Linked DNA regions of Mus musculus: region 1 is linked to region 2. Evidence: chromatin loops called from intact Hi-C (ENCODE). Cell type or tissue: heart. All regions are shown on one strand. Each heading gives the region's core, and the rest is flanking DNA. Links, peaks and the distances in the headings are about the cores only. Region 1 holds the start of Rnh1 (ribonuclease/angiogenin inhibitor 1). Region 2 holds the start of Phrf1 (PHD and ring finger domains 1).

Region 1 (2,904 bases), core at 90-2,589, 59 kb after region 2:
TGAAGGGTACATCAGAGAGATTGGTACAACAAGAGGAAGGAAGCTTTTCTGTAAGTCCAAGATGCCAACTGATGACATTCTTGGCTTTTGGTTAGTGGAAGCTACTGGTCTGCTAAAGGATTCCAAAAGGATGCTGGGTGTGGTGACACTTGCCTTTCCTACCAGCAGTCAGGGGGAAGAGGAAGCCACATCTCTGTGAGTTGTAGGCCAGCCTGATCACAAGATATTAGTTGCAACACAGGTAGGCAAGGAAGAGCTGTTCTAGAGGGGTAGAACTAGCCCAGGATAAGGCAGCCTCTGGAACTGCACCAGCCCAATTTCTCCACAGCACTGAAACTCTAATCAGCCAGTCTCTGTAGATACAGCTTCTTTTCAGGAATTCTCCTTCATGGCAGCAACAAATAAAGGCTGGCTGGCCAAAGTTTTCCTTCTAATTGGGCAGGCTTTAATCTTTCCCCAAAGAACTGATCCCCAACTTCACAGGTCAGTTGTTGGTATTGGTTCCATGAGGATGGCTCTGCAGCGATGAAGATTAAGCTCTGTCTGTAGTGGCCACTGCACAGGGTTTATGAAGCTGAGTTCCAGCCTCTTTTCTTGCCTGTCTCTTTGCCTCCTTCTCTCCCTTCAGGGCTCCCTGTCCCAGGTCTTTTAGGGAACACAATTCCTGATTTCCTATGCTGGCCTGCTAGACTCTCCTTTACTTGTATTATTAAAGTTCCCGGAGGGACTCAGAACAGCATCTGGCAAATGACAAGTGTTTAACAAACACTTAGGTGGATGGATGCCAGTTCCTTGGCAAGGGTGTGTGTGGCCATTTGTGCAAGAGAGCAGGGCTCCTGAGTGACAAACTCTCAATGCTGACTTTTTCCACAGTGCTAGAATCCCAGCACTCAGGAAGCAAATCTGCATGTTCAAGGCCCTCCTGGGCTACACATCAAGACCTTATTTCAAAAATACAGAAACCAAAAGCAAATCCTATAACTTGGGAGTATGTTACAAAGTTTAAACATGGGCTGGAGGGATGGCTTAGGACACTGCTCTTCCAGAGCACCCAGGTGTAGTTCCCAACACCTGAATGGTGGCCATTCCCCAAGAATCTGATACCCTCTTCTGGCCTTCCTGGGCACGATGCACAGATATATATGCAGATGAAGCATTCATATATAAACGATATTTAAGACAAATATCAGAAATGCTTAGTGACGAAATGCTTGAGAGCCCCATGCATCAGAGGCTCTCGACATCCCAAGCCCTATCCCCAGGGAGAAAGGCTGTTCATAATGAACACTGTTCTAGCCATGAAAACCTGGTCGGCCTGTAGGAGAGATGGGTGTGTTCATACCAGAAGCTCTCATCACAGTCACACCCATTTCGTGGCAGCTGTGGATCATTTTACGTATTTTTAGTCAGGCTCAAAGAAGTGACTCAGGTTTGTCAAGTTCTGTTCCCAAAGTGCAGCCTGCATGTGGGAGGGACAGACCTAGTGGGCGGTCTCCAGTAGGCAAAGTGAAAGGCTAGTTGGGGCCAGAGAAAGAGAAGCGGCGAAAGTCTCTACGCCCCGCCCTGGGCGGAAGAAAACGGATCGTCTGGGACCTCTTGCAGCGGCACCAGGTGAGCAAGGGCCATGTTCCGGGGCGCCCGGCTGCCTTTGAGAGTTTTTTTCGGGTCCCTTCCTGGCCCTCTTAATACGTGGCAGAGCGGCTGGACCAGAAGGTTTGAGGGATCAAAAAATTGGGCGGGGGCGGGATCACGGGCCCGGCGAGTCTCTGAGGCCTGTTCCTCCCTTAGGGTGACACATTTGTGCCTCAGAGGAGCCTTGCTTGGTGCTTGAAGGCTGACCTCATAGCTCCGTCGCCAGCGACCTGTTCGCTCGCTCACTTTAAGGCCCAAAGAGGGTGTCTTCAGATCCTAGGATTAACCCAACAGCTAGGAGCAGCTAGTTAGCAATATCCAATCACATCAAAGCAGAGGCCTGAATCATGCTTCTAAGCCAGGCTGGTGGGACCTCCTGCCTGGTCCCAAGGCCAAACAGGGGGAGGAGTGTGGGAGAAGAACCAGCTGCCTGGGTTCTTTCACATCCCTTGCCCCTGACCTCAGATGATCGTCAGGACTGGCTGGCACCCTGCCTCCCATAAAGTCCAGTCCTGTGCTTTCCTCAAAGGTAGATACTCTAGGACCCTGTAGTCTGTAGTGCATAAGAGAGCAGGTGTGGGTTGCACCTGTGACTAGAAGTACTGTAGCTACCCCACCCCAGTGGCAGTGCCCTAGTGATGACTGGCTTTGGATGACACATCTGATCCAGGCAGTGCTGGTTTTACTCCCTGGCGAGTTGTGGGTGGGGCTAACTGGTTTCTCCATGCCCTGGCTATATGTCCACAGTGAGTTATCTCTGCCGTTGCCTCAGTTTTCCCTGTCACTAGCCCTTGTGTCAATATGTGTAAAGTGCTCCTGGTTAGCATTAAGGGGGTATCCTCCTAGCCCTGGGAAGGAAGGGGAAGACCCCGTTAGTAAAGCCATGTTGTGCCAGGCACTGTAACTTCACACAGAGCTGTTTGCCAGTTTCGGTAACTGTTATAGAGAGCAGCTGAAGTGACTTCTGTTTCTCTTAAACAGAACCTAGTACCGCTCTCCCTTCAGTGCTAGGAGCACAGCACTGATCTCTTCTTTCAAGCCTTCCAGGATACCCACATGCTGTCCAGGCTAGCTTGCTTGACAGATAGTTGCTTAGGAATGTGGAGACATGGGTATTTGTCTCTAGGCCTCAGATACATCCTTCCACAGCCAGTGCCTGTCATGCTTATTCAGGTTGTCAGAGCCTGTAACCTGTTTGTCCCAGCTTTCCTAGTGTGATACACTGCCTGGATCCTTTGCAGGCTGGGCCTGAGCTGGCTGAGGATTGTGAGA
Region 2 (2,904 bases), core at 92-2,591:
ACACGTTACTGTTTTCTGTTGCAGAGTACTCCTTTCAAGACACGATGGGAGCAACCCGGGGTTCAAACACAAGACAGGAAGACAGGTTTGAAAGCAATGTTGGCTCTGCCACTCTGCAGCGATGTAACACTGACAAGTGACTTTACCTCTCCGAACTATGGCTGTAAAGCTCCGACAGTGGTGCCTACTCGAGAATGCTGGGAGGGCTCCTCGAACTAAGGAAAACGATAATCGCGACATCAAGCACAATTTGGGCAAGTTCAGATGGTGCTGGCCAGGGCGAGGGCCATCAGGACAGAAAACCAGGTAGCTAGGGGTCACACCTTTCTTATGCACCAGTCCAGGTTCCCGCATGACCAGACAGGTGGCCGGCACCACGCCCATGGGCCTCCCGGTCGCAGCCGGACGTTCCGGGGCTCAGCTCGAGGCCTCAGCCACCCTCTCGTCCTCCGGACCGACCCGCGGCCAGAGCGACGTAGGCCTAGCCGGCCCGGAAGGCCACAGACAAAGCGTACGGCCACCATAGGTGGCCCGCGCGGCCGGACGCGACAGGGACACCGGGCCAGAGCGGCTACCGCACGTACCCGGGAACCTCGCGCCTCCCGGACGCTCCTAGACGATCCCGCCTCTGTCCGAACACGACCGCAAGTAGGCCGGTCAGCCGCCGCCGCCGTCGCCGCGCGCTCCCCGACCCGGAAGTGCACCCATACTCTTCCGGAACTTTCTGCCCTGCCCGTTGGTGGAAACTACTAAGGCCAAAACGGGGAGGAACTCGCGGCGGAGGATGACGAGACGTTAGCGCGTCCCCTTCCTCTCAGAACACCGACTAGCCCATCACAAGTACTGTCAGAGGAGAGCAGTGTTTTGCTGAGCGTGTGCTGTCCGAGCTCTCACCAGTGCACTAAACCAGGCTGTGGGTCTCACCTCCATGCAGTTGGTACAGTCCGACTCCCCATCCGCCGCGATGAATGGGAGCGGCCCCGGGACCACGTCTCCGCCCACAACCGTCCCGCCCTCCCGTGAGCGCCTCCTCCTGGTGGCTGGACTTAACTGCAGCCCGCGGCTGGAGGAGCGCTAGAGAAAAGCTTCAGGATGTCCCCTGGGTCTTCAGGTTCCCTTCCAGTATGCAGTTAATCATGATGGATCCTGTATATACGAGCTCCTCCGTCCCCTTCAGCCCGGCGAGGAGAGGCACAGTAACTTGTGAACACCGTGAAGAACTTAATTGTATGGCACAGATAATTAATAGAAAGAACAGAACTAGAGGTTACCGCCTGGCAGTAGGACACTTTCTTGCCTAGTACGCATAAAGGCCTGGTGAGAGGGGTCAAAGTATGGAGCATAATAGGATTAGGGGAAGAACCATGAGAGGACTCAGGGAAAATTCAGACCCACAAAACTGAGACTGACCTAGAGGCTGAGGGGATCAGAGGACACTGAGGTACTAAACAGGTGGCAATCATGGCTCACTGGACTCAACTGCCCATTTTGTGGTCCAGGGACCACTGTGGCTCAGAAGGGATGGCTTTTGATAGGAATAGAAGACAGACTGTAGCCGGGCAGTGGTGGTGCACGCTTTTAATCCCAGCACTTGGGATGCAGAGGCAGGCAGGCGGGTTTCTGAGTTCAAGGCCAGCCTGGTCTTCAGAGTGAGTTCCAGGACAGCCAGGGCTATACAGAGAAACCCTGTCTCGAAAACAACAAGAACAACAACAAAAAAAAAAAAGGAAAGAAAGAAAGAAAGAAAGAAAGAAAGAAAGAAAGAAAGAAAAAAAAAAAAAGAAAAGAAAAGAAAAGAAAAAGAAAGGAGGAGAAGACAGACTGTAGATTTACTGAGAAACTGGATGAGAGGGGCAGGGAGGAGAGGGAAGGAAGAATATGAAGATGAGGAGATAGGAGTCTACTTAGAAGAGGGAAAGCTAGGGTTATCCCCAGAGAGCAGAGGACAAAAGGCTGCCTTGGAGATAAAATGTGGTGGTAGTGGGGACCAGCTTTGGAACCTGGGACTTTCAGTGCTAAAAAGTCCAGATTCTACAAAGAAACTCAAGGGTAGGGTACTGAAGAAAACAAGAAAAGGAGAAGCAAACACATACATCAAGAAGGGATCTGGGGCTGGACAGGGTGACATAACCTTTACTCTCAGAAGAGACAGGCGGACCAGTGTGAGTTCAAGGCTAGCCTGGAGCACATAGCAAGTTCCAGAACAGCCAGAGCTACAAAGAGACCCTCTTTGTCTCAAAGGAAAGAAAGGACCTGGGAGCAGGGGGGTGGTTAAGATGGAGGGGTGCTTGACTGGCATGCCCAGAGCCATGGGTTCATCCCTGGCACAAAATAAATTAGATATGGAAGCATAGGCAAGATTATATAGAAGGTCATCCTTGCATACACAGGGAGTTCAAAAACAGTCTAGACTACATGAGACTCTTAACTCAAAAACGATGGGGCTGGGAGTAAGGCCCATCTGAGACTCTGAGAGTATCAGTCTTGGAGGAAGTATAGAGAAACTCAGAAGACTGAACAGGAAAGGCCAGCATGGTAACTATGCAGTAAATTCGCTGATTTGCTGGGAAGAGAACGATAAGTAGAATTAGCTAAGAAGAGGAAATTTAAAGGAGTTTAAAAAGGAGAAATATTGTGGCTGAAAGATGGTTCAGAGGTTAAGAGCATTGGCTGCTCTTCCAGAGGTCCTGAGTTCGATTCCCAGCAACCACAAGTTGACTCACAACCATCTATAATGAGATATGGCGCCCTCTTCTGGCCTGTAGACATACATGCAGACAGAATTAGGTATACACAATAAGTCTTTTTTTAAAAAAAAGGAAAATTATCAATATTCCTAATGGTGGGTTTAGAGAGGTGGTTGCTACTCTTCCAGAGAACCAGAGTTCAATCCCCAGCACCCGC

The links. Peaks named below come from ENCODE experiments on the same cell type or tissue, not always from the same donor. Only the 100,000 strongest peaks of a DNase experiment are listed, where the experiment ranks them.
Region 1: it touches region 2 in a loop (2.8-fold over the local background); 3 of 42 quality-filtered maps call a loop at or near these places.

The regions. Positions count from the first base shown.
Region 1 is chr7:141,167,383-141,170,286 of GRCm38, reverse strand. Rnh1 (ribonuclease/angiogenin inhibitor 1) reads left to right here and starts at 1,351. Exons shown (of 10, transcript NM_145135.3): 1 at 1,351-1,611. In heart, for the core only: no CTCF peak of the experiment used is centred there; DNase peaks (open chromatin) are centred at 1,566 and 2,146; H3K4me3 peaks cover 1,384 bases; H3K27ac peaks cover 1,594 bases.
Region 2 is chr7:141,226,572-141,229,475 of GRCm38, reverse strand. It overlaps Gm51460, which reads left to right. Exons shown (of 1, transcript XM_030243134.1): 1 at 1-1,270. The coding sequence starts at 265. The coding sequence ends at 753. It overlaps Phrf1 (PHD and ring finger domains 1), which reads right to left and starts at 688. Exons shown (of 18, transcript NM_001081118.1): 1 at 585-688. In heart, for the core only: a CTCF peak has its summit at 1,043 (motif pointing left); DNase peaks (open chromatin) are centred at 825, 955 and 1,505; H3K4me3 peaks cover 1,250 bases; H3K27ac peaks cover 1,464 bases.